Regions from separate parts of the Mus musculus genome. Here all the other regions are linked to region 1. A link is a loop called in an ENCODE intact Hi-C map of the cell type or tissue named here. Cell type or tissue: left cerebral cortex. All regions are shown on one strand. Region 1 holds the start of Ehbp1l1 (EH domain binding protein 1-like 1). Region 2 has its middle 9.9 kb from the start of Scyl1. Region 3 holds the start of Sipa1 (signal-induced proliferation associated gene 1).

What was found. Peaks named below come from ENCODE experiments on the same cell type or tissue, not always from the same donor. Only the 100,000 strongest peaks of a DNase experiment are listed, where the experiment ranks them.
Region 2: it touches region 1 in a loop (2.4-fold over the local background); 20 of 42 quality-filtered maps call a loop at or near these places.
Region 3: a loop joins it to region 1, with 3 times the contacts of the local background. A loop is called at or near these places in 2 of 42 quality-filtered maps.

What each region holds. Positions count from the first base shown.
Region 1 is chr19:5,724,030-5,732,029 of GRCm38, forward strand. Ehbp1l1 (EH domain binding protein 1-like 1) reads right to left here and starts at 2,288. Exons shown (of 19, transcript NM_053252.3): 1 at 1,888-2,288. The coding sequence starts at 1,991. It overlaps Fam89b (family with sequence similarity 89, member B), which reads right to left and starts at 5,637. Exons shown (of 2, transcript NM_181452.2): 1 at 5,208-5,637; 2 at 4,058-4,839. The coding sequence starts at 5,498. The coding sequence ends at 4,561. It overlaps Znrd2 (zinc ribbon domain containing 2), which reads right to left and starts at 7,703. Exons shown (of 4, transcript NM_020491.5): 1 at 7,647-7,703; 2 at 7,415-7,566; 3 at 7,212-7,296; 4 at 6,277-6,683. The coding sequence starts at 7,665. The coding sequence ends at 6,340. In left cerebral cortex, CTCF peaks have their summits at 3,979 (motif pointing left) and 6,957; DNase peaks (open chromatin) are centred at 705, 3,978, 4,762, 5,268 and 3 more places; H3K4me3 peaks cover 5,664 bases; H3K27ac peaks cover 3,572 bases.
Region 2 is chr19:5,777,281-5,785,280 of GRCm38, forward strand. No RefSeq gene overlaps it. Among named protein-coding and RNA genes, the nearest start is that of Scyl1, 9.9 kb to the left of the region's middle. In left cerebral cortex, CTCF peaks have their summits at 3,149 and 3,987 (motif pointing right); a DNase peak (open chromatin) is centred at 3,103.
Region 3 is chr19:5,657,932-5,665,931 of GRCm38, forward strand. It overlaps Sipa1 (signal-induced proliferation associated gene 1), which reads right to left and starts at 5,776. Exons shown (of 17, transcript NM_001164480.1): 1 at 5,673-5,776; 2 at 3,665-3,695; 3 at 2,383-3,180; 4 at 1,665-1,792; 5 at 1,403-1,579. The coding sequence starts at 3,049. Pcnx3 (pecanex homolog 3) reads right to left here. Exons shown (of 35, transcript NM_144868.3): 33 at 7,777-7,910; 34 at 7,398-7,696; 35 at 6,704-7,316. The coding sequence ends at 7,122. In left cerebral cortex, no CTCF peak of the experiment used is centred here; DNase peaks (open chromatin) are centred at 3,204, 3,562, 5,366 and 5,785; H3K4me3 peaks cover 2,612 bases; H3K27ac peaks cover 3,836 bases.

The DNA.
Region 1 (8,000 bases):
AGGCAGAGGTGGACTGACAGTAAATGGGAGGAGTGAGGCCAGAGCAGCACAGGGTCAGCTTGCCATTAGACACCACCCACCCACAGAGGTAGGCAGGCTGTGGACAGCCCTTTGCTGCACTCAGTGGCTCTGAGCAGGGTCTGGCAGGGTTCTACTTCCTCAAACCCAGGGCCACTGGCCACCACTCTAAAGGGATGATGGCAGTGGGCCCCCAGGAAAGTCTGAGGACACTGCCAGGCAGTGACAGCTAATCTGAACATCTAACATGCTGCAAAGACTCAGGGGAGGCAAACGTGTGTGGCAGAGACGTACAAGGAGAGAGCTGCACAGGGCTGAGCCCTGACAAGGTGCTGACCTCTGCCCAGGGAGGTAGGGTTGGTCAAGGAAAGGATCAGGCAAAGGCGGTGTGAGAGCATTCCCTGTCTCTTTCCAGCCCCACAACTGGATGCTTAGGTCTGCTACCACTCTAGAGGCTGAGTCAGGACAAGTGGCTTACTGTTGTTAACCCTTGAGGTTTCTGAGACACAGAGATGCCGGCTAGATAAGGTCACACAGCTGAGTCTAGAGTCCTCTGACCCAGAAGTAAGCAACCATCCCCAGGCTTCAAACCACAGGCAATGGCCCAGCCAAGCTGTCCCAGAAAAGGGAAATAGCGGGTGCCTTGGGAGGGTGTGGCCTGGTTGGGTAGCCTGACTCAGGCCGCCACGCCTTCTTGGGAAGCCATGACCTAGGCAGGGGCCAGCTTCCTGTCCTGGCCTCCTGGCTAAGAAACCCAGCGGGGCCTTACCCATTTACTTGTGACTCAGCCCACTGACACCGTCTGTATAGTCTGTCTGCTCACCAGAACCATGCCCAGTGTCCCTCTGGCCTCACCCAGCGTGCTGGGGCAGGAGCCAGAGGCCAGAGTTCAAGTGCTAGCTCTGCTGTGTTAGCCTAACTAGTTCTTACGCTCCCTTACCCTTTACGGTATAAAGGGCCTCCGGGTACACTCAGCATGTTCAAGGCTGATGATTAATGGTGCTACCCCCAAAGACCCCAGCCTCTGCTCCTTCGCCTCCTTAGACCCCATGGTTCCGGCCTACCCCAGCTCTTCCCCCTTGGGAGTCTATATTTAGCCCTGCCTGGCCTGTGAGGCCCCCACAGCTGTGCCCTAATCCAGCCAAGGGAAGCTGACACCGGTGAGCACATATATTTAGGGTGTGACGCAGGGGCCTGGGCAGCTGCCCGGTGGGGACATGTGAGCCAGATGCCCCCAGGGGCCCTTGACAGTCCAATACAAGACCTGTCCTCTCTTGCAAGTCGTCCCCTCACCCAACTCTCTTTCCCTCCACGGACCCTCTCCTGAACCCACCAGCTCCTAGGACTTCAGGCCCCTTTAAGCCTCTCCCCGCCTCCCTGTTATCCATCCAAGCTCAGTTTCCCCTTTTAAGGACATTGTGGAGACAGCACCAGCTTCTGGGGCCCACTCTGGCTGAAGGGGGAGGGGCTGAAAAAGAGAAGGCCACATTTTCACCCTGAACTGGACTAGGAACCATGAAGTCTTTTCCACCCAAAGCCCCCTGGAGCCCTAAAATCTTGTTCCGTTTTCCACTGCTACCCTAGACCGCTGTCCTTGGCTTGAGGGCTTCTCCCCGAGTCCTGACCACAGCCGATTTAATGTGGGCCCAGGCTGATTCTCCCAAAGCCACCGAGTCTTGACCCCCACAAGGTTCTCCACAACAGGAGTCCCCCCAACCTGCCAGGCACTTCAGTGTCTGGAATACCTAGGATGGGAACCCCTTTAGCCTTTAGACTTGAGAGGATTTTTTTTCCAGGTTCAAACGAGTCAAACTAAGTTGAGTCCCACATCAGTCTTAGGGGACTCCCTCAGGCCCCGCTTCTACTCACCACTTCTTGGTGCACTCCAACACCAGTTCATGGTAACACGCCACAAACTGGAACTTGGCGGCCCGCTTGCCAACCCGCTGCAGGCGCTTCCACACTGAAGTCATGGCCTGAGGAACTCTGCCGGATCTCTTCTCAGGCTTGGGACTCCCTCTTGCCCACCACTGCTGGCTCAGCCAGGGTCCCCATGGTCTCTGGAGCTCTTTTCTTTGTCACCGGATCTGTCCGCCCCGTCCGTGTAGATATGTCTGAGGTTTAGACCTAGGCTGAGTTTGCCCGGGGTCCGCCTGGTGGGCTGGCTGAGTCTGCGGGGCCGTCGCGGCGCGTCGAGCTGGTCTCAGCTCAAGAGTAGCGAGCGCGCCGTTTCCTGGAGCCGCACCCCCCCCCCTCGCCCCGCGTCCGAAGGCGGGCGGGGCTGCAGCGCGGGGCGGGGCGACCCTGCTTCCGGGATCTAGCGTCCGGACTTGGACACCCGGGTACCCGGTTCGGGGGTGGAAGGAATGAGTACCGATCGCAAAGCCGGTTTGATGGGCGCCCGCGAGTCAAATGGGGTTAGGGTGACGTGTGAGCTCCAAGAGGTGGCAGCCCTCAACTTGGTGCCACCCTCCAAAAGAGCTGCCTCTGCTGTCTCCCTTATATCTGCAACCTTGGTACTGGTTGGTACCCCATTTCCCAAGCTTGTAAAGTAGAGACCTAGAAAGGAAAAGAACCGTCCACTGAGCCAGAGTTAACGGTTCTTAACTCTGGGGTGGGAGATTCTTGTTAGCACCCATGCAGAGCCCCAGAGCCAGCCTTGGTGAGATATACCTAGAGTCTCCAAACCTGACTCCTCATATGGCACAAGGGAAAACAATCCTCACATCTCACAAGCAGTGAAAGGTTCTGTCTGTCTGTCTGTCTGGTGCCCCCCCCCCCCCCGAGACAGGGTTTTTCTGTCCTGGAACTCACTTTGTAGATCAGGCTGGCCTCAAACTCACTAGTTTTTACTAAAGAGTGCCACCCTGAACAAAGCACACACTCTGCGCCTCAGTTTTGAAGTCTGTTAAATGGGGCCAATTACAGTTCTATCTTTTATGTATGTCATTGAAGTCTGAAGATGGGGAAAGCGGTTGGCTTAGGGCTGGGCTGATTTTGTCTCATTACGCGCAATCCGTTATCAGAACTAGAGAAAATATGTACATGGGTGGTTTTTGCTCCTCCCCTGGGAAGTCCCTGGGGCGTTAGCTGCTGTGTTAACACCTAGATTAGACTCCTTATCGCTCACACATCCAATTCACACTGTAATGAGCCTTGCAAGGTGTTTTATACCCAGCTAGAGAGATGGCCTGGAGCAACACATCAACGTGTCACCTGCCTGGTAACCCTCAATTTGGTTAGGATGTCTGGTCTTGCAGGCGTGTTAGCCTATCGGCATCTTCAGCAGGCAAGTGACTATGGTAGGAGGTGGGGATGAGGATGCTTGGGTGCAACTTTGAGAATGTGCAGGCTTATTCCTGTGGGCTGAACACCCAGTTTTGTCTATCATATCGCTGTGGTCCTCTGCTTCCTCTCTACGGAAGCAGTTTATGTGCAACCCTACAGGTCCTTCGTGCTGTCTCGGGGTAGGCTGGGTGCTCTGAGACTGCAGCACAGGGGCCTGAGCCAGGCGAAACGATGCTCTGAGCCCGGCTGCCATCTCCCTCCCTTCCAAGGCTTGTCTACAAACTGAAACTTGTTTACTCCTTTCGGCCTCCACACCCCTCCTTCCCAGCAATCCCTACAGCTCACGGGGCACCAACTCTAAGACTCTTCTTGGACCTTTCCCTATTCATGGGGATGGGCCCCTGGGTCAGGCAGCTCCGGCCCACCCATTTCCTGTGCCAACTCCTCCCAGCACGGGAGGTGGAAAGTTTCTCTCCTCAAGATGGGCGGCTCCTTCCTTCCCAAAAGGCTCAAAGCAAGGCGGAAGGGCATGCTGGGTTCGAAAACGTAGAGCCCAAGGGGAAAAGACTTGACCGCTTTCATATTGCTGCAGGGCCAGCTTCCAACCTTGCCCGCAAGAGGGAAGATTCGCATCTCACGCCCATTAAGCCTTTCGCTAGGGGGTCTTGGGCGCCACCTGCCGGCAGAACGTAGACTACACTTGCCAGAAAACTATTCCCCAACCCAGTACCAATTAACCAGGCAATCACAATACAATGCTGAAATTATTTATTTTCCCGCCCAGGAACTGGCCGCTAAACTTAAATATCCAGCATAAAGACCTTAGCCTTTCTGGTCGTGGGTGGCTACAGAGGTGGGTTCTGGAGCCCTTGTCCCAGGCAATGAACCCCTGGGGCCACTGGTAGGGATGCCGCTGAGCCAGCAGCTGCAAGAGGCAGCAAAAGACGAAAAAGAGATGAGAGCTAGGCACTCATCCCAGTCCCAGAGATGCAAACGGGAGTGCAAGACGCTTTGGGCCCCACAGTCAGACTAAGGGCTGGCCAAGCTAGGGTGCACACATGTGGGAGAAGTGGAAGCCCAGGACACTGGGCACAGGCTGCAATCTTGACCGCTTTGCCTGATGGGTATAATGCCTTGCCCTCCTGAAGTGAGGTGAGGTGGTACCGGTAAAAGAGCAGGCACTGTAGACTAAGGACTTGCTGAAGGGCAAGTTTTGAGCCTTTTGTATGGGTGCGTTCCTATCCACCTCAGCTTTCAAAGGCTGATTTGGAAAGCATCCTGCAACCACTGGTCACGGGCATTGTGAGTCTGGGGTACGGTGAGGGGTGGAGGGTCTGGGGGCAGGCTGGCATCAGGAGGCTCCTCGTCATCAGACAGGCCGGCATCAGGTGGGTAGGAGCTGTCCGAGTGCAGAGAGGATGACAGGTCCTGGCACAAGCTCAGGTCTTGGCACAGATGCTTGTAGTCCTGGATCGACTCGTACAGGCCCCACAGCTGGCACAACAGGGACATATCCAGCTGTCGCAGCCCCACCTACAGACAACTGACAGTGGGCTGGAGTTGGGGGTCCGGGCCACCCCCAGAATTCCCACCGTGGACGACAACCCTATCCAATCTTCCTGCACCTTTAAGTGAAAGTTCTGAGAACAGATGGTACTTGCCAACTGTGAAACCTTCCAGCCAGTCCTTGGCCCTCATTTATACAATGGGGTAACATTGTCCAGCAAGATGAAATCAGGCAAGTTTTTAAAAATGCAACAATTGCTACACATTACTATCAGTGCTGTCCTAAAGCCCCGTGACCAGATGCTTCCTGCTGGACCTGAGATGAGGAAGCGGATCCCAGACTTATTTCTGCCCTCTTCAGAGCTACTACCCTGGCGAGGCGCCCACCTACTCACCATCTCCTTGCGCAGCGCGGCTAGTGCAGAGTCGAGGTTAACCGGGCGGCGCGGGCCCGCTGCAGAACCTGAGTTAGCAGATCCAGCGGCATGGCGAGGACCATCCGGGGCGCGGGCGGCACGACTCAGTTCGTCGTGGATGCGGCTCCGTTGGCTGTAGACACGCTCCAGCTCCCTCCACGAGCCCCCACTAGCGTTAAGAAGGCCGCTGAGGCCGCGCGGTAGCGGCGGGAGCCCGGCCAGAGCGCAGCCCGCGCCGCCCGGCGCCTCAGTCGCGGGCAGCCCGTTCATAGCCAGGCAGGCGTGGACCACGATGCCGCCTGGACCCCTCTTACGTTTTCAGCGGGCTGTTGCCCAGAGAACCAGCTCTCCGTGGCCCGGTCTCCGGAGAGATCTCAGCCACCGCCCGCAGGCCGTGCTTTGTTCCGTCCCCGACTCCTAGGACTCCGCCTATGCTCCACCCCCCTGCATGGGCGGGGCCTCTCTTAACGCGGCGATGACCCTGGAGCGAAAAACCCATCAAAGAACTGGATGGGACAGGGGAGGCCGAAAGGGTCAGAAACGGTTTTTTGGCGACCTTTTGCTGCCTCATTCCTATACAATGTGTCCTCTCCCAAGGGAAGGATTCTAAAAGCACGGGGATGTGGGAGGCCCGAGTCTGGGGTAGGAAGGTAAGACTGTGCCTGACTCTTACAGTGCATCACTGCCCCTCCCCACAATTTGTCAACATCCTAGCAGCCAGAAGATGGAGAAAGATGGTAGAGTCAGGATGGTTAAAGGAAGGAAAGGAAGCCACCAAAGGGACTGAAACTTCAAATGGCACTCAAGTGGAGGAAAGGGGGTACTGGGTCAGAGACAATGATTAGTGGCCCAGCCTTTGGGAAGACTGAGGTCAGTCCTTGGAATAAGGTGTCACTTATCCCTCTGCCATTTACTTCTTGTCCTGAATGCAGAACTTCACCATTCAGGTAGAAAAGACCATGGAAAGGTGAGATGCCAAAAGCAAGGAAAACCATCGAGGAGAACTGGGGCTCACATGCACACTCAGAACCAAGAAAGAACAAACCACGCGGAGGAAAAACTGTTTTTCTGGAGGGTTTTTCTCAGGGGAACAGGGATCAGGATAGAGGTCTCAGTGATCCAGCTGTTTCAGGCTGCCTAGGGCCTCGGCGCAAGCCCGGATAAGCCCACAGAGCTGGATACTAGTCTCCAAGGAGGTGCTAGAGCCCAGCTCGACTGACGCCCAGGTTAGCTTCTGCAGGAGGGCCGTCTGTGTGGAAGCCACCGCGTCCGTATTTGGAGGTGCAGCCGGAAGAGGAGGCGCCTGGGCTGCCTTGAGCCCGGCTGCTGCGCCTTCACAGTGCTCTGGACGGGGTACTGGTGGCTGGGATGGGGGCCGAGAGCTCGAGGCAGGCTCTGTAGATGAGGCCAGCTGGTGTTCCCGAGCTTGAGAGAGCGCCGCCTGTGCATTCAGTGCTAGAACAAGAAAAGTGGTGGAAGAGTGAGGGTGCCCCGTCCGCCTCTCCCGAGTCATGTGCTCTTTACTGATGTCCCTGAGCTGCTGGTGTTTTCTGCCTAAGCCAATCCCATCTCATCTCTACTCTTCTTTCTCCTTACACATGCTTGCCAAACACTGCCCCACTGATTTACACTTGAGGTCCAGTTGCTTGACAGATGGCCTGGCCTCATCTATGCATCAAGTCTATTCCTGTAAACTGGGATGCCCGCCCTTCAGTGGTAAAATGCCTGTCCAACATGCACAAGCACCCAGGGTTGCACGTGCACTCTACAACGTAGGATGACTATTTTGCTAGGACTCTCCCCACGGTGTCAGAAACAAAAGGCTGATGGTCTTTCTTGAATGAAACACCTCTCTAGGGCGGAAACGAGAAGGCACCTTAATGCCACAGCACGCAGGAGTTTCCACTGTCACCTCCCAGGCTCACAGTTCCTCTGTAGCTATCGCCACTCTCTTCTCCCCACAGTGCACACTCGGACCCTCACCCGGGTTATCTTTATCCACGTCTGAGTCGAGCTCCTGACAAGCCACACAGTAGATTTTCCGCTGTTTATCTTGCAGGAGGATCGTCTGGGGACCAGAAAGTACATGGACATAGGTGAGCCGGAGAGACAGGGTTCACAGAAGAGGGAGCTGAGGAAAGGTCGTGCGGCCCGGTCCGCGGCCTCGGCCTCATCACTCGCCTCACCCCGCAGTCGGCGCACGTGTCGCCCAGCATGCGGTAACCACGGAGCAGGTAGTCCCCCATCAGACGGGAGATGCGATCCTGCCGCTCCCGTCGCGCCTGCAGCACCTTCGTCTCAGCTTCAGTCGGAGGCTCCCAGGTGAAATCGTCGACATCTAGAGAAAACAGGCACAGGAGATAGAGAGAGCTGCCTCCCGCACCCCACGGCCACTGCCCAAACATCCCAAGCGCATACCTGCACCGTTCAAGGCCATGTTGCCGTGGTCACTGCTGGGCTCACCGGAAGTGATCCAAATAAGATGCGCCCCCACTACGGCCCCGCCTCCCACATGTGGTAGCTGAGGGCGGAAGTGACGCTTACACGGTCTTCCTGGCGCTTTAGTCAAAGGGGGGGCGTGTCTGCTGCACATTTGACCCTGACCTACGGGCTCGGCTGGTGGCCAGAGCTATGGTTGGGTACCACCGTCTCCCTGGTAACGCTTCAGTACTCGGGTGTGGCTTTTCAGAGTCTCCATTTCTACTTGCCTCAGATAAAGTGGCCCTTAGGTCTGTGAAATACCCGATTCCCTCAGGGTTGTCTTTCCACACA
Region 2 (8,000 bases), 53 kb after region 1:
CTGACTCCCTCTTCTGGAGTATCTGAGGACAGCTACAGTGTACTTACATATAATAAATAAATAATAATAATAATAAAACATTTAAAAAAGGGGGCTGGTGAGGTGGCTCAGTGGTTAGGAGCACCTGACTGCTGTTCCGAAGGTCCTGAGTTCAAATCCCCAGCAACCACATGGTGGCTCACAACCGTCCGTGATGAGATCTGACGCCCTCTTCTGGAGTGTGTGAAGACAGCTACAGTGTGCTTACATTAATAAATAAATAAATCTTTAAAAAAAAAAAAGGAAGTCTAGGTCATCTATCCTCAGCCACATAGTGAGGTCACTTAAACTGTGCTTTGGGGGACCTTGTCTCAACACGTAATAACTCCATAAAGAAGGCAAGCAACAGTTACTGTAGACCTAGTGTGAGCTGCCCTGTCCAAAGGTGTAGAGTTGAACTGGAGGTAGTGATGTGGCTTAGGGACTCACAGTTAAAGCCAACTCTGGAAAGGATGGGGGGAGGGGGGGATGGGACACGGGGACCCCCTGGGCCTTACTGGCAATCCAGGTCCAGCCCTCCAGGCTGGGTGAGGAACCCCAGATGACCTCTGGCCTCCACAAGCATGCACACACATGCGCATACCCTGCCACACCACAAAGTCTACAATAGAAAGGAACTGGGTTTTCTTCCTTTCACTATTAGAGACGAACATCTGAAACATCTTTCCCTCCACTGTTACAGAGCCCAGATGCAGCCACGGCTGAATTCTCTGATGGAGATCCCACACACCCCAGCTATGCACCAAATGAGAGGGAGGCAGGATAGCCTGTCTCTACAGGAAGTCTCTGCAGTCATCTAGGAGGAGTGTCTGGCTGGGTGTCATTTCGCTTCGCTGCTGGGGTGCTTGAGTGGCTCCGGCATGCCATTCAGGGGAGCCGGTACACAGTCAGTAATGGGGTTCCCAGCCCATGGTTTTCCAGATGGGAAACAGTGGATGGAGTCTGCAGTGGAGATTTCTGTTCTCCCAAGTTCCTTGTACCCAGACACCGCTGGGAGTTGGGAATAGGGGTCCCAGGTCCAAGCCTCCCCTCTGGGTGCCCGTGAGCCAGGCAGGAAGGGAAAGCCAGAGCCGGTTTGGTTCCGAATGAGTGCAGAGAGTACAGAGTAACTGACTGAAAGGCAGATGGCCTTCTCTGGGAGATTTAGGCAAGGGCTCTTTACACAAAGGCCTTCCCCACTCCGCCCACCCCCCATGTGGATCCTTGATGAAAAGAAAAGACGGTCTTTGCTCCATCAAAATGACTTCTTTGATGGCCAAGGTAAATGCATACAGCTCAGGAAGGGTGAATCAGGCATTAGATAGCTTTGGCGGGAAGGAGTGCCCAGAAAGGGAAGCTCACTGGCCTAGCTAGATACTTCATTAGCACGGAGGACTCCGGATTTTTATGCTACTGTGAGTTTTCTCAGGTAGGGAGAAGGGTGTTAAGAATCCCTCAGACAAGGTTAGAGAAGGAGAACAACAAGGGAGTCTCCCATTTTGTGCTGAGCTCAGAGGCCATCTGGTCACAGTGGACTTTAAATATCAGAGTTTCCCCACAGAGGAGAAAGCCATGGTGGACAACTGCATACAGTGTCAACATCTGGGTCAAGGAAACAGTAGATGACACTCTCTGCGTGCACCTGGGTTAGCCAAAGGTGGGCAGCTCACCGATACACACCTCACCAATACACACACTCAGACCAGGGAGGCTTTGCCTTTTCTCTGAGCCTGGCCCAGGGAAGGCCTTGCATTTCCATGGCTCTGAAGCACTGGAGTCTTCAACATGGCTGTGCTCATGTCAATGCCGTTCTATACACGCTCAGCCAGGACTTCATCCACTCCCCATGCCAAAGGCCTGGCTACCTTGGGCCTCTGTACTCACATGCAGACTGTTCTAGGCAGCCAGGACTTCTCAAACTGAAACAAAATAATACACTCCTGTAACACAGCTACCTATTATAGATCAGTAACCAGTTCTCTTAACTCGCTGCCAGTCCCCTCTGTGTTCCCAGCCCAGCCACTGAAACCGAGTCTCCCAGCCACTCCTCCCTCAGCTCCCCAACAACTGTTTAACCAGTCTGTCCTCCCAGCTTCCCCAACACCAGCAGCTCCAAGCTATAACGACTGTTCTAGCCTCTCCGCTCAGCTTAGCTTTTCCTGGCTCAACTCCTAATGATATCTTCTGCACCAACTGCCTTCTCTCTCGCTCTGCTAGCTCTGCCCACCCTCCTCAGCCTCAGCTGACTTTTTTATATCTCAATAAATATAAGCATCAACCAACACTGAAAGCCATTAAATCAAAGCAGCTCTAACAGCTAAGAAGTCTTTATATATATATAGATAGATATAGATAGATAGATAGATAGATAGATAGATAGATTTATTTATTTTACTTATGTGAGTACACTGTTGCTCTCTTCAGACATTCCAGAAGAGGGCATCAGATCCCATTACAGATGGTTGCTGGGAATTGAACTCGGGACCTCTGGAAGAGCAGAGGCTCTTAACCAGTGAGCCATCTCTCCAGCCCAAGCTATGAATTCTTTGTCTTTCTTTCTTTCTTTCTTTCTTTCTTTCTTTCTTTCTTTCTTTCTTTCTCTCTCTCTCTCTCTCTCTCTCTATATATATATATATATATATATATATATATTCATTTATTTATTTATTTATTTGTTTTTCGAGACAGGGTTTCTCTGTATAGCCCTAGCTATCCTGGAACTCACTTTGTAGACCAGGCTGGCCTCGAACTCAGAAATCCGCCTGCCTCTGCCTCCCGAGTGCTGGGATTAAAGGAAGCTTCGGTGGGGAAAGGGGGCACTCTGTCACCTAATGACAAGACTTGCAAGATCTAAACAGACACCAAAGTGTAGCCTGGGAAGGACCGGAAGTGGCTAAACTGCAGTCCAGAGAGCAGTCAGGACTGACTACAAGTGGCCTTTGGCTAGGCCTGGGCAGGGGCGATGGGCTTCCAGAGCGGAGGGAAAGGCAGGTGTGAAGTGGAACTGGAGGGACGGCATGGCGGGAAGAACACTTTCTGCTCTCCCAGAGAACAGTGGGATTTCCAGCAACCACTTCAGATGCTTCACAAATCACTGAAATCCCTGCTCCTGGGGTTCCATTGCCCTCCTCCGGCCTCTGAGGGCATTGCATTTACACACTGCATAAAACCAGAGACACGTGAATGTAAATACTGAATCTTTAATTTTTTTGTTTGTTTGTTTTTGTTTTTGTTTTTGAGACAGGGTTTCTCTGTGTTGCCCTGGCTGTCCTGGAACTCACTTTGTAGACCAGGCTGGCCTCGAACTCAGAAATCTGCCTGCCTCTGCCTCCCAAGTGCTGGGATTAAAGGTGTGCGCCACCACGCCCGGCTGAATCTTTAATTTTAAAAAAAGAAAATAAAAAAAGAAAGATCCAGGGCTGAAAAGGTAGCTCAGTGGTTAAGAGCACTGACTGCTCTTCCGAAGGTCCTGAGTTCAAATCCCAGCAACCACATGATGGCTCACAACCATCTGTAATAAGATCTGATGCCTTCTTCTGGTGTGTCTGAAGACAGTGACAGTGTACAATACATAATAGAAAGAAAGAGAGAGAGAGAGAGAGAAAGAAAGAAAGAGAGAAAGAAAGAAAAGAGAGACCCAGGTATAGCCCTGGCTGTCCTGGAACTCACTCTGTAGACCAGGCTGGCCTCGAACTCAGAAATCCACCTGCCTCTGCCTCCCAAGAGCTGGGATTAAAGGCAAGCGCCACCACTGCCCGGCTCAATTATATGCATCTTTAATCCTTCCTTTAATCAAGAGATAAAGGTAGGTGGATCTCCATGAGTTTGAGGTTAGCCTGATCTACATAGAAGTTCTAAGCTAGCCTGGTCTACATAGTCAGGCCATGTCGCAAAACAAATACATTTTTTTTTTTTTAAAGATTTATTTATTTATTATATGTAAGTACATTGTAGCTGTCTTCAGACACTCCAGAAGAGGGCGCCAGATCTCGTTACGGATGGTTGTGAGCCACCATGTGGTTGCTGGGATTTGAACTCTGGACCTTCGGAAGAGCAGTCGGGTGCTCTTACCCACTGAGCCATCTCACCAGCCCAAACAAATACATTTTAAATTTTTTAAATAAAAAGGAAGAAAATAAAGCGAATTACAAAGGAGCTATTTGAATGGTGTCACAACAAAGAAATGACTGAAGTATTGAATATTGCTGAATAATATACCCCTATATCAACTAGAGCACTAGTAGACACAGGCGGAAGGATATCCTGCTAAAGCAAAGCGTTCCTTCAGGAGCCTGCCGTAGCCTTTCACCTGTGTGCTTCAAGGAAACATTCCTTCACGTGTTTGCCCACAACAAAACACCATCCAACAGAAGTGACTTTCCAAAGAGCCCTCAAGTTTCCACTTCAGTGGTGCCTCTGAAGGGGCCCTGCCAGCTCGCAAACCTGGCTCTGGCAGGCCTTGCCCTCCTCCGCTCTCCCTCTTTCTTGCTAAAAACCTTAGATTGCATTCTTCAGATAGCCACCAAGGTCTCCCCTGACCCCACTTTGGCTACTTCCTCCTCCTGACTACCAAGGTCAACCATCAAAGTATTCAAGTCCAAATAGCACAAGCCCTGCTTGCCTATTAACTATTAACGTGCCCACTCAAAATTAAACACCTCAGCCTACCTCAGGGTTCTCCATCTTACCTTTATAAACCATCAGTTGTCTATAGGCCACATCTGTCTCCACTCTATCCAGAGGCCTTCCTCCCTGTACCTCAGAAAAAATACCCTTTTCTCCTCTCCCTTGTTTGCTCCTTCCTTGTCCTCTGTCTCTTGTCTTTGTCCTGTATCCCTGCCCTTTGTCTGCCTGGGACAGATGAGTCTGCTTTGTGCTGACAACTTGGTCCTGACACCTCCTCCTCCAGAAGTCTCAGGAGCCCACATAGGGCCCTAAGCTGACATCTAAGCACCAACAGTCATGAGCCATCACTATGCTGACATGCTGAGAGCATCTGGGCTCAACTTAGCTCAGAGACAGCTGGTGGTATGTCACACCATTAGGAGAGAGGAAGTGGACTCACCCTATTGGGACCTGGCTGTCATGTAGATAAAGGTCACAGTGATCTCCATCTGGCTTGGATCCGCATGGGCAGAAACAGGTTAGCACTGTGTGTTTGTCTCTCATTTGCCCTGGCCCATAGACACCTGAGATTTGGGTGGCCTATCTAAACTTCAAGGTGGGCTAGCCTGGGAACCTGATGACTCCCAAGCTTCCCAGCATCTTTTCTTTTTCTTTTTTTTTTTTTTTTTTTTTTTTTTGGTTTTTCGAGACAGGGTTTCTCTGTGTAGCCCTGGCTGTCCTGGCACTCACTTTGTAGACCAGGCTGGCCTCGAACTCAGAAATTCGCCTGCCTCTGCCTCCCGAGTGCTGGGATTAAAGGCGTGTGCCACCACGCCCGGCCCCAGCATCTTTTCTGAGACGGGGAGAGGTGGCACCCTCATCCCATGCCCTGTCTCCACATCCTTTAATTTACTTACTCTTTAATATTTAATAAATAGCTTTATGTATATTAAATATTTTATATGCACAATTAATTTGAGTGTAAATGTGTGTTTGTATGTGTGTAGACACAAGTGCCACTGTATGTATGGAAACCTTCAAGAGTTAGTCTCTCCTTCTTTCATCAGGGGCCCAGGGATTGAACTCGTCATCAGGAATAGCAGCGAGCACCTTTCTGCCACTGAGCCACCTTGCTGGCCTTTCACATCTCTCTTCTTGGATATCTGAAACTCTTGTCCTCTGAGTATGACACGGCTGTTACCATCTTGAAACCAAGGAACTGTGATTCCTTAGGCTGGTGAGATGGCTCAGTCAACACACTTGTCATCAGGCTTGAGTTTAGTCCCCTAGACTCACAGAGGGGAGTGACCCAGCTCAGGCAGCCAGCAGGATCTCCAGGGAGGGAGCAAGGATTGGAAGGAAAAAGACAATTAGACACCACTGTAGCGGGACCCCAGCCAGTGCCGAGGCTGGGGCAGGGTTATGTTTTCCCTGTCTGCTTTTATACGATTTTAAGTGCATGCAAATAATAAGGTCAATTCTAGGTTAACAAACAAACAAGGCAATAAACACAAATAGTCACAGAACAAGCAAGGCGATAAATAAAGTCGTGTGATCACTGTTTCTAAGGGCTTATCAGGATGTCCAAGATTTTAGAAAAAATAGCTCACTCCTCAGCTGAGTTTACCTTGAGTTTTGTACTAGACCAAATGTGTATTTTTTTTTAAGATTTATTTATTATTATATGTGAGTACACTGTAGCTGACTTCAGACACACCAGAAGAGGGCGTCAGATCTCATTACGGATGGTTGTGAGCCATCATGTGGTTGCTGGGATTTGAATCAGGATCTTTGGAAGAGCAGTCAGTGCTCTTAACTGCTGAGCCATCTCTCCAGCCTAAGTATATATATTCTTATCTGAGCCTTCCTCCCTGTCCTAGCCCAAAGTCAAATTTCTACCAAGTTTCTAGATGAGGCCCCAAAAGCTCACTCTCCACAGAGGAGGGAGAAAACCAACCCCTCCCCTCAGCATCGCTCCCGGTACTGGACAAGATAAATGACCTGCGCTGATCCCAAAAAGGCCCAGGTCAGGTCACGAACAGCCGGAGGAGGAGGAGGCTGACTGGAGCACCCACAAGGCTACAGGCGAGGGGTGCTGCCTTCCCCGGGGGTGAATAATCAATTAACAATTGCTCAGGGGAGGTGGTGGAGCTGCCTGTAGACACCCATAGATACTGCACTCCTAAAGGTAACCCCAGTTCAAGTTCCACTTGAGAAGAACTTAGGAGTGTGTGTGTGTGTGTGTGTGTGTGTGTACATACACACATATATGTCACCACAGTTGCAGAAATAGAGGCCATGAGTTTGAGTGAAAGGGGTGTGGAGGGGAGGAGCGTTTGAAGGAGGAAAGAACACAGGGAAATTATATTTAACTGTGTTTAATTTTGTTTGTGTTGGCTTGGTTTTTTGGATTTTCAGGACCTAGCACTGGCTGTCCTGTAGACCAGGCTGGCCTTGTACTCAAAGAGATCCACCTCCCTGCTTCCTGAGTGCTGGGGTTAAAGGTGTGTGCCACCACTATGTGGCTCAATTTTTCATACACTCTATTTAATCATATTCTTTCTCCTCGAGTCCTCATAGATACCCCCCCCACCCATCTCCCTACTCATCCAACTTCAAGTTATTTCTCTCGGGAAAAGGAAAAATAAAGAAAAACAAGAACAAAACAAAAACCTGTGCCGGTTGGTGGTGGGGAGACAGGCAGATCTCTGAGTTTGAGGCCAGCCTGGTCTACAAAGTGAGTTCCAGGACAGCCAGGGCTATATAGAGAAACCCTGTCTAGAAAAACAAAACAAAACAAAACAACAAAACAAAACAAAACAAAACAAACAAAAAAAACAAAGACAAAAAACACCAGACCATAACAACAACAAAACTCTCCAGCTTGGGTGGAATCATTCCTTCAGTCATTGTCCTGTCTGTCTGGGGTGGATAGAGTCCCCAGGAACAGTCATGGACACCAGGCTTGCCCTGGTGGCTCAGGAGAGAGAGTGGGATCCAGTGTGCCTCTCCTCTCCTTTCCAACCCCTTTTCTGAGAGTGTGTCAGCTGCTAGTGGGCTTTCTTTCTTGGTGAGAAGACTGAAGGTTCGGAAGAGCCAAAAGGGGGTGCAGAGAACAAAGGTGGGTAATGGGGGGCTAGAGTATGCTCATTGTGCAGAAAAGGGTGTCAGGGAACTGACTGGGCGCTCTACCCACTGGGCACTGGCAGTGGTCTGTGGTAAGAGGGAGGCTGTCAGCAGAGGGCTTTTGAGCTGGCTTCAGGCCAAGGCAGGACACCTTGAGGCCATCTCAGACCCTACAAGCTCTTCCCCATCCAATCCCCAACCCAGCTCTTTCCACTGCGTATCTCTAGATCCCTCTAAACCACATAGCTTTG
Region 3 (8,000 bases), 66 kb before region 1:
CACCTGGCCACATCTTGACCCCTCAGTTACTATGTCTCTGCCTCTATCTCTCCTCCAGAGTCCCTGGGACCCACAACATAACACAACTCCCAGGGGCCCAGAAGCTGGGGATCTCGCCCTTCTTCACCTTTGTGACCCCTTTTCAGTGGGTCACAAAGTGTGAGCCACCTCATGATTACCTGTAACCACCCTGACCACCATGTCTAATCTGAACAACAACCACAGCTTTGGGCCCATTTTCTGTCCAGCCTACGTCCCATGTGTGCCTCTCAGATCTGTCTGTCCTGAATCCCTCTGTGCCTCTCAATAGCTACAAGACAAAAAAAAAAAAAAAAAAAAAAAGCCTCCCCATACAAGTCCCACAAGCCCTCCACCCACACAGAGCATCATGCGGCATGCAGAGATCTCTCTAAATCATTATTGTAAGAGCCTTCTCAATCCTGCCTGCCCAGAAAACAGGCTCATGCTGGTCTGGGGGCTTGTATGTTTTCCAGTGTGAAACTTTGGGTGCTGTCAGTACCCTCTGTGTGGCCTCTAGCCCCCCCCCCCCCCATCCTCCAGTCACGGAATCCTGCAGCTCCTGTATTTTATCAGGGGCTCTCTGCCCACACTCAGGGACAGCATTTCATCCGCAGCGGTTTCAGCATCTGGTCTAGGCCTGATACTATGAAGGGATGAGATGTATTTGTTCAATGACCACTGGAATAAACAACACAGAGGAGAGCCAGGGCCAGTGGGCAACTCTCAGCACAAGGTACAGGACTTCCAACTAGCTCAAGAGTCCTGAGGTGGAACAGGAAGCTCTAGGAAGCTTCCCATGTGGGGAGGAGACCAAATGGGCTGGGGGAAGAAAAAAAAAAATAAAGACAAAAAATGGTGAGGAAGCTGTGTAGCAACAGGGCCAGCCATACTGTAAAGATGCCTAAGAATTGCCTTAAGCTTTTCTGTTTTTGTTTTTGTTTTTTTTTTTGTTTTGTTTTGTTTTGTCTTGTTTTTTGAGACAGGATTTCTCTGTGTAGCCCTGGCTGTCCTGGAACTCACTTTGTAGACCAGGCTGGCCTCGAACTCAGAAATCCACCTGCCTCTGCCTCCCAAGTGCTGGGATTAAAGGCGTGTGCCACCATGTCCAGCTTTCTGTTTGTTTTTTAATGCAGAGCCTGAGCAGGCCAGGCTGCAGCCCCAGATTCTGCATTCCTAACATGCTGTGGCTGCTTTATAAGCCTGGTTAATCAAACAAGTCTCCGGTGACCCTGGATCCTTCTCTCGGAAAGGCTGGAGGTGGATCAGCTCTCCTGAGGTCCCGTCAGATCAGGTCAGGGTTAGGGAAGCTAGCTAGTTAGGGAGATGAAGGTCAGCCCCATCTCCCCGGGATGCTGCGCCCTCCTTCCTCCCAGCCACTCACCACTTGCTCATCCAGAGTAAGCAGCGTGCGGGGCACCTTGGGAGAGGCTGAACCCAGGCGCAGGCAGGTGGGGCTCAGCCGTGGAGCCACATGTTCCAGAAGCTTCCTCGGAGATAGGCCCCTCGGGGGGCCGGGAGGCAGTGCGTCCTCCGAGATGGTGCCACGGAGGGTCCGGAGCTAAGGATAGGATGTAGAGACATTCAGTTTTTGTATAGGCTGTGGTGGAGGAAACCTGCCTCCTGAGCCTGTAATCCCAGCCCACCTGCGTGGTCCGCACGATGACCCGGTAGCTGTGTAGGGTGCCCCCTCCGCTGCCCTCTTTCTCCTCCCGTCGCAGGCTCACGGCCACCGGACCCAGCGCCTCATCCAGCCCAAAGAAGTTCTGGTGTTCTGTGGGGGTGGGGGTGGGGGGTCGTTGGTTGGTCGGTCGGTGGCCTTTCAGTCAAACCCACAGACCACCCTATCCCTTCTTGACTACGCCCACCACAGAAGTACCACCCTAGGTATTCTCTCACCAAGCGCTGAACCTGGGAGTTCACTCCCACCCCAGTTTGCAGTCCCACCCACGGTTACACCTTGTCCCAGGACCAGGGAACAAATGTCTAAGTCCTCCTAGGTTAAATGCTGCCCTGGCTCCACCAAAGCTTAGGTTCTCCCATTCAAGACACGGAAGCTGCTTTTCCTGCTAATGATGAGAACAGGGTTTCATCACACAGATATGGAAATAGGAAATCGCTCACTGGCCTCCTGGAGGGTTATGAAGATGAGCCAGAGGGAAGGGCACTCCCTGACTTCAGGTGTGACACCAGGGCTTGGCCTTAAAGAGGTGGTCAGAGTTGAGCCAACAGAGCCCAATTCAGCTCCTGCCCCTTTTTTACAGGGAAGGCCAGCCCATGAGCCTCCCACTGTATAGAATGTAGACCGCAGGGACCTCCGACCCAGATCCTCTCCTGGCTCTCCCAGGCTCGCCTGCCCCTTACCTTTGCCATAGAAGTACTTGCGGTAGTAGCCTGCACCCAGATCTGCGTGCTCCAGGCTGTAAGCTGTGGTCCGGGTCTGTGGCTCCTCCAGGACGGACACAGCCGCATTAGGCAGTGCAGGGGGCACAGGTGGGGATATTGGCCCACCCAGCCCTAGCTCACCCTCACCACCAAGCTCGCTCACAAAGCCAGGTGCCCCGAGCAGTAGATCTGAGGTGGTAGTCTGGCCCTCAGCTAAGGTCCCAGAGTTTGCCTCTATATGGCTGCCTGTCCCCCGAGGTCGTGGAGCCCAGTCAAAGAGCAAGCTCTGCACATCATAGTGAGCAAACCACCGGGGTTCCAGCACTGGCGGGAAGGTGGGCTCTGGCTCTTCTGCTGGCAACCCTAGCAGTGCCAGTGGGTCAGTGAAGAGCCGAGTAGGGGTTGCAGCAGGGCGGCTGGCATCCTCGTGGCTGTGGGCACGGGCACGGGGGCTGGCTGGTGTAGGGGGCCGGACTTCACCAGCATCACTGCCACTGCGCAAGAGTGGGCCCCGAGCTGGCCTCGGCTCAAAGGTATGTGGTGTCAGTGGGGGCCGGGCAGGTTGGCGAAGCTTACGGGCAAAGAGGTCATCGGTAGGTGCAGGGGCCATGCCCCGCCGAGGGCTCCCCACACCGCCGGCCCACATGGGCGTGCTCTGTGGGCCTGACTCTCTGGGGGCCGGGCCGCATTGGTGGGCACGGGTCCTTGGTGCCCAGCCAGAAGGCTGAGGCTTCAGTGGTTCCTGCACTGCAGGAGGAGGGGGCTGTTCAGATGGGCCTGGGGAGAAAACAGGAACTCAGGCCCCCAGCCCAGTCTTCCACCACCCCATTTAGCTTCCGGCCCCCTCCGGGACCATCAAAGCTGCTTCCGCTTTCCTGGCCACTTCCTTGTCTGCCTGGGGCTGAAGTTTCCAGCCCCCATCCCAGGCTTAGGTCAAGGCTGGGAGCTGAACTGGGATGCTTTGCCTCTCGGGGTGCTAGTGACTGGGTCTAGTGGGCACCGGGGCCTCCCAGTTCTCCCCTGTACACCTTGGCTGTGGAACTAGGCTCAAAGTGAGGGTTGCCACCAAATTCTGGACAGTTTTCACCAGGACGGAAATCAAAGCAGTCACTGGTGTCTGAGTCTTGCCCACTTGACAAAGGGAGGACGTCCTGTCCCCAGAGACCTTCCTCCCTGGTACCTCCCACTTCCTCCAGGGTCCCCAAAGAGCTGAGCACCCAAGGCCTAGACTCAGTGCCCTCAATTCCCGCAGTCTCAATACCTCAAGGACACAGGAGCTCCTGGGGCAGCTGCTGCAGGACAGAAGCAGTGGTGAGAGGACTTCCTATAACACAGGAAGTGGCCCCAACTCAGCCCAGCCCCCTGCTTGGCTCCTATATCCTGAGGAAGGTGCTAGGGTCACAACAGCTCAGTCATGGGACCCAAGACACCTAAGTCTAAAGGACAAGACTAATACTAACCTCTTGCAGGTCACTATGCCCACTCCCAGGGGTGAGAGAGGCTAATCCCAACAGGACCCTGTGGATGTCTGTTTACCTGGCCTCACATGCATGGACAGGGAGGTCTGAACCCAGTGAGACAGGTCACAGTGAGGCCCAGTTAAGAAGATGAGCTTGCCTGAATTAGTTCCATGTTCAAACTAGAATTTGAACCTTGTCTCTGAATCTCGAAGGCAGTAGTTCTCAACCTTCTTAACTCTGTGACGCTTTAATACAGTTCCTAATGCGGTGGTGACCTCACAGCCAGAAAATTATTTTCATTGCTACTTCACCACTGTAATTTTGCTGCCCTTAAGAATCATAACATGAGCCGGGCAGTGTTGGCACACGCCTTTAATCCTAGCACTCGGGGAGGCAGAGGCAGGCAGATTTCGAGTTCAAGGCCAGCCTGGTCTACAGAGTGAGTTCCAGGATAGCCAGGGCTACACAGAGAAACCCTGTCTTGAAAAACAAAAAGAAGAAGAAGAAGAAGATAAATATCTCAAGTGTGACCCCTGTGAAAGGACTGCTCGACCCTCAAAGGGGTCCCAGCACACAGGTTGAGAACTGCTGCTTCTGGACTTGTCAGAGCTGCACCTGCCTACTCTGCCCGTGTGCGTAGGAGTAAGGCAGCCTTGTGAGGGGAGACGGGAGAGGCTCAAGGTCTCACAGGATGTAAGGCTGAAACACCCAAGGCCCCAGGGACCTACTAAGTGCGGAAATGTGGTGAAGCTACACTAGGCAGGTGCAAAAGGTGTGAGAAGGCCGAGCCTACCTCGGCGTGAGCTAGGAATGGAGCCAACAGCTGGGGCAGGGGCAGGCCTCCATTAGTACTTTTTTTTGCATCATCCAGTGGCATCAAGGGGGCCAGGCTGGGAGGGGACAGGGAGCAGCTCCACGGTGCCCCTCAGCTGGGTCTCCAGAACCAAACAAGAGCAGACCTCCTCAGGGTCTTCCTGTCTGTCTGTCTGTCTTCTAGGATAAGCTCTGATGCTGCACTTCATGAGTTCTTTGAAGACTCCTTGGAAACTGAAAGGTGAAGCCAACTATGTCCGTGTGTGAACTGTGCAGGCCCCAGGTCCATAGACCAAGCTGTGGGCACAGACTGAGGCCGCAGTGCCGGGAGGAGCCCTGGGAATGTGTGCAGCCCAGTCCAGGAGCTCCCTCTTGTTCTGGCCCTGCCTTAAGGGGTGTACTTGGGCTCTGCCCCCCACCCCTCATCTTCACACAAGGTCCATTGAGGCCAGGACATTCCTTGCAGCCTGTGTCACTGAGGGGGGAAAAGGGGGGTGCCCCGCCCCCACAGATCCGGAAGGCCTGGCTGCCCCAGGAGGAGGCGCTGGATGCTTCCCAGCACATCTGGAGGTCGTGACCCTATTTCTGTTGCCAGGGAGTGCTGCAGATGTTTCCTCCCAGGCCAGACTCAGGATTGCAAAGGCTGGGAAAGAGGTCACACTGGGAAAAGGGGAGCCCCAGAATAGGGGGAGCCCCACACACTCAGCAGCAGGAGCAGCTGCCAGCATTGCTGAGAAAAGTCCAGAACCAATGAATCCACTCAGTGGAGCTCTGAATCTGCTCATGCAGAGGAGGGAGTGGGAGCTGCCAGCAGGAGACAGAACACTGGACGTGCTGACTCGGGGCTGGACTGGGGCAGGAGGTTGGGTGGGGTACGTGTAGCGAAAGCAGCCAATAGTCCCGTTCCTCCCCACACTACAAGGGTTCACGTCCAGGCTACTTTGTTGGGTATCCAGCCCGAACCTGGTGCCTCCCGATCCCTGATCCCGCCAGTACCTCTCGGGCTCAAGCTGGCCACCGCTGCCTTCCGCACCAAGGTCCCGCTGCCTGCTCACACCGCTCCCGGCGCCTCCGCTCCGCCTGGGGGCGGGGCCAGGATGGAGGCGGTACGTAGTGGAGGGGCGGGACTACCCGGGAGCTGTCTAAGGCGGGAAGCACAGTGGGTGGGGACCTCCGACAGGAACCTAGGCAGCCCCGGACAGCCTGAAGTTCTCTGTCCCAGCCTTCAGCTGCTCTTTTAACTCCCGGTCCTAGCCCAGTCAGTGACTTCACCGAGAAATGGGAACAAATGTACCTGCCTTCCAGACCAATTGGAGCGCTAGAGGCCACTTAGTGTCCTGCTGTGGCTCAGCAGACAGCAGGTATTAGGGCCAGAAACTATTTCACTCTTTAAGGGCTGGGCCAAGCTAGATAACTGATCTACACAGGCTACCATTTATGCAATGGCGAACACCATTAAATCCAGCACTCTGAAGGCAGAGGCAGGTGGATCTGAGGTCAAGGCCAGCCTGATGTACATAGGGAGTACATAGTAAGCCCCTGTCTCAAAAACGAAATAGAATCCTTTCTATTCACCTGTTATTTTCTTTAAGCTTGGAACAAATGAGGTTGAGCAGTCTTTGATCAAGATCAAGGCTGATGGATGTGTGAGCCACCTGGGCATAGAGGACTGCTTGAAAAGCAGAGGCTCAGCTCTCTCCTTTATCCTCTCACTTCTTTCTCCTCTTCCCTTTGTCTTTTCTCTCCTTTCTCTTTCTTCTTCTCTAGCCTTCCCCGTCCCCACACACTCTCTCTCTCTACCTTTTCTCTTCCCCCCTGCATTTCTATAATAAAGCTCTTAAACCATTAAAAAAAAAAAAAAAAAAAGAAAGGCAGAGGCAGGTGAGGAAGGCAGCCCATCCCACCTCATGTCTGCCTGGAGCCCAGCAGTCTGACCCCTTATCCCTCACACTCTTCTGACTTCAGCCTCCCTGCCTCCGGCACCTCTACCAACCTCACCTCGTCCCACAGAAAATAAAACTGCCAACCAAAATCAAAAATAGTGTTATTAATTTGGTGTCTCTGAAGCACAGAAAAAAAAAGAAAGAAAAATGACAAAAGAACGAATGAACCCACCCTTGCCACATATCGGGCCCCAGGTCCAGGCTAAGGAGGCCAGCCTTGGGGGCAGTGCAGGCCCCAGAGGCAAAGTCAGTCCTGGCCATGGGCTCCAATGAGGGACCAGCCCATGGGTTTGGCTCTTAGGGCCTGGCTAGGAGGCTGCTGCCTCAGTTTGGGATCCAGGCCACGGATCAGGGAGAGAAGTCTAGGTCACTGAGTTGTGACACTGAAGTAGCCAGATATCAGGGTGCAGACACCAGAGCCAAAGCCAATCAGTTCTGTAGTCCAGCAGAGTCCGAGTTACTGAGTCCCGGGATGCGATCCAGCAGAGGCCAGGCTGACTCCTCAGTACTGATGCTCCAGCAAGGGCTGGGCAGCCGGGCTCTCGCGTTCCTCAGCAGGGACAGGCCAGTCACCTGGGGCACCGGAGGGTGTGCAACCCTCAGGAATACTGCTGTCCAAGCAAGGAAGGTCCTGGGTGGTTCTGGCAGGTGAGGCCTCAGAGCTGACATCAGGACTGAGGCTGAGGTCTAGAGGGGCCTATGGGAGAGAAGACAGACAGATGAGCAGACAAACCGACCTGAGAACTCCTGGGGTCGTCTTCTTCCACAGGCTCCTTACCTGAGATTTGGGGGTGCCTCCTTTGGGGCTCCCTGAGGCTGGCTCCCCATCAGGTCCTCCCAGTCCCTTCCGACCCCCCAGACTCCACTTCCCACTGGGTCCCTCAGAATTGAGGAGAGCAGGGCCAGAAGGTCTTGAGGGCCGGGGACCCTCAGTGGGAGCAGGTGAAGCAGGGGGTGGTCCAGGGAGCCGAGGGGGAGGCCACTGCAGCAGAGGAGGGGGCCGCCCATCACCAGAGCCACTGAGGGAAGGCCGTGGTCCCCAGCTAGGACCTGGTGGGAGGGGCTGCTCACTGCTGCCTGTAGGAAACAGATAAGAGCAGAGAGCTCGGCTGGGCCGCAGTCTCACCCACAGGCTCAGTCCAGCTTTGCCCGCTTACCTGCTGCATTTTCAGGCGTAGGGTGTGCCAAGGGCGGATGATTGCTGAGGGAGGTCAGGCCGCCACCCCCACCACAGTCCGAGTCATCCACATTCCCTCCGCTATTACAGCCAGCGCCACAGCCCTTATGAAGTCTGGGTGGAGAAGCGGGAGACGCGTGAGGGGTCCAGGGCGAGGCATTGCGAGCCCTACAGAAACATCTGAGTCCCAGGAGTCTCATCTCT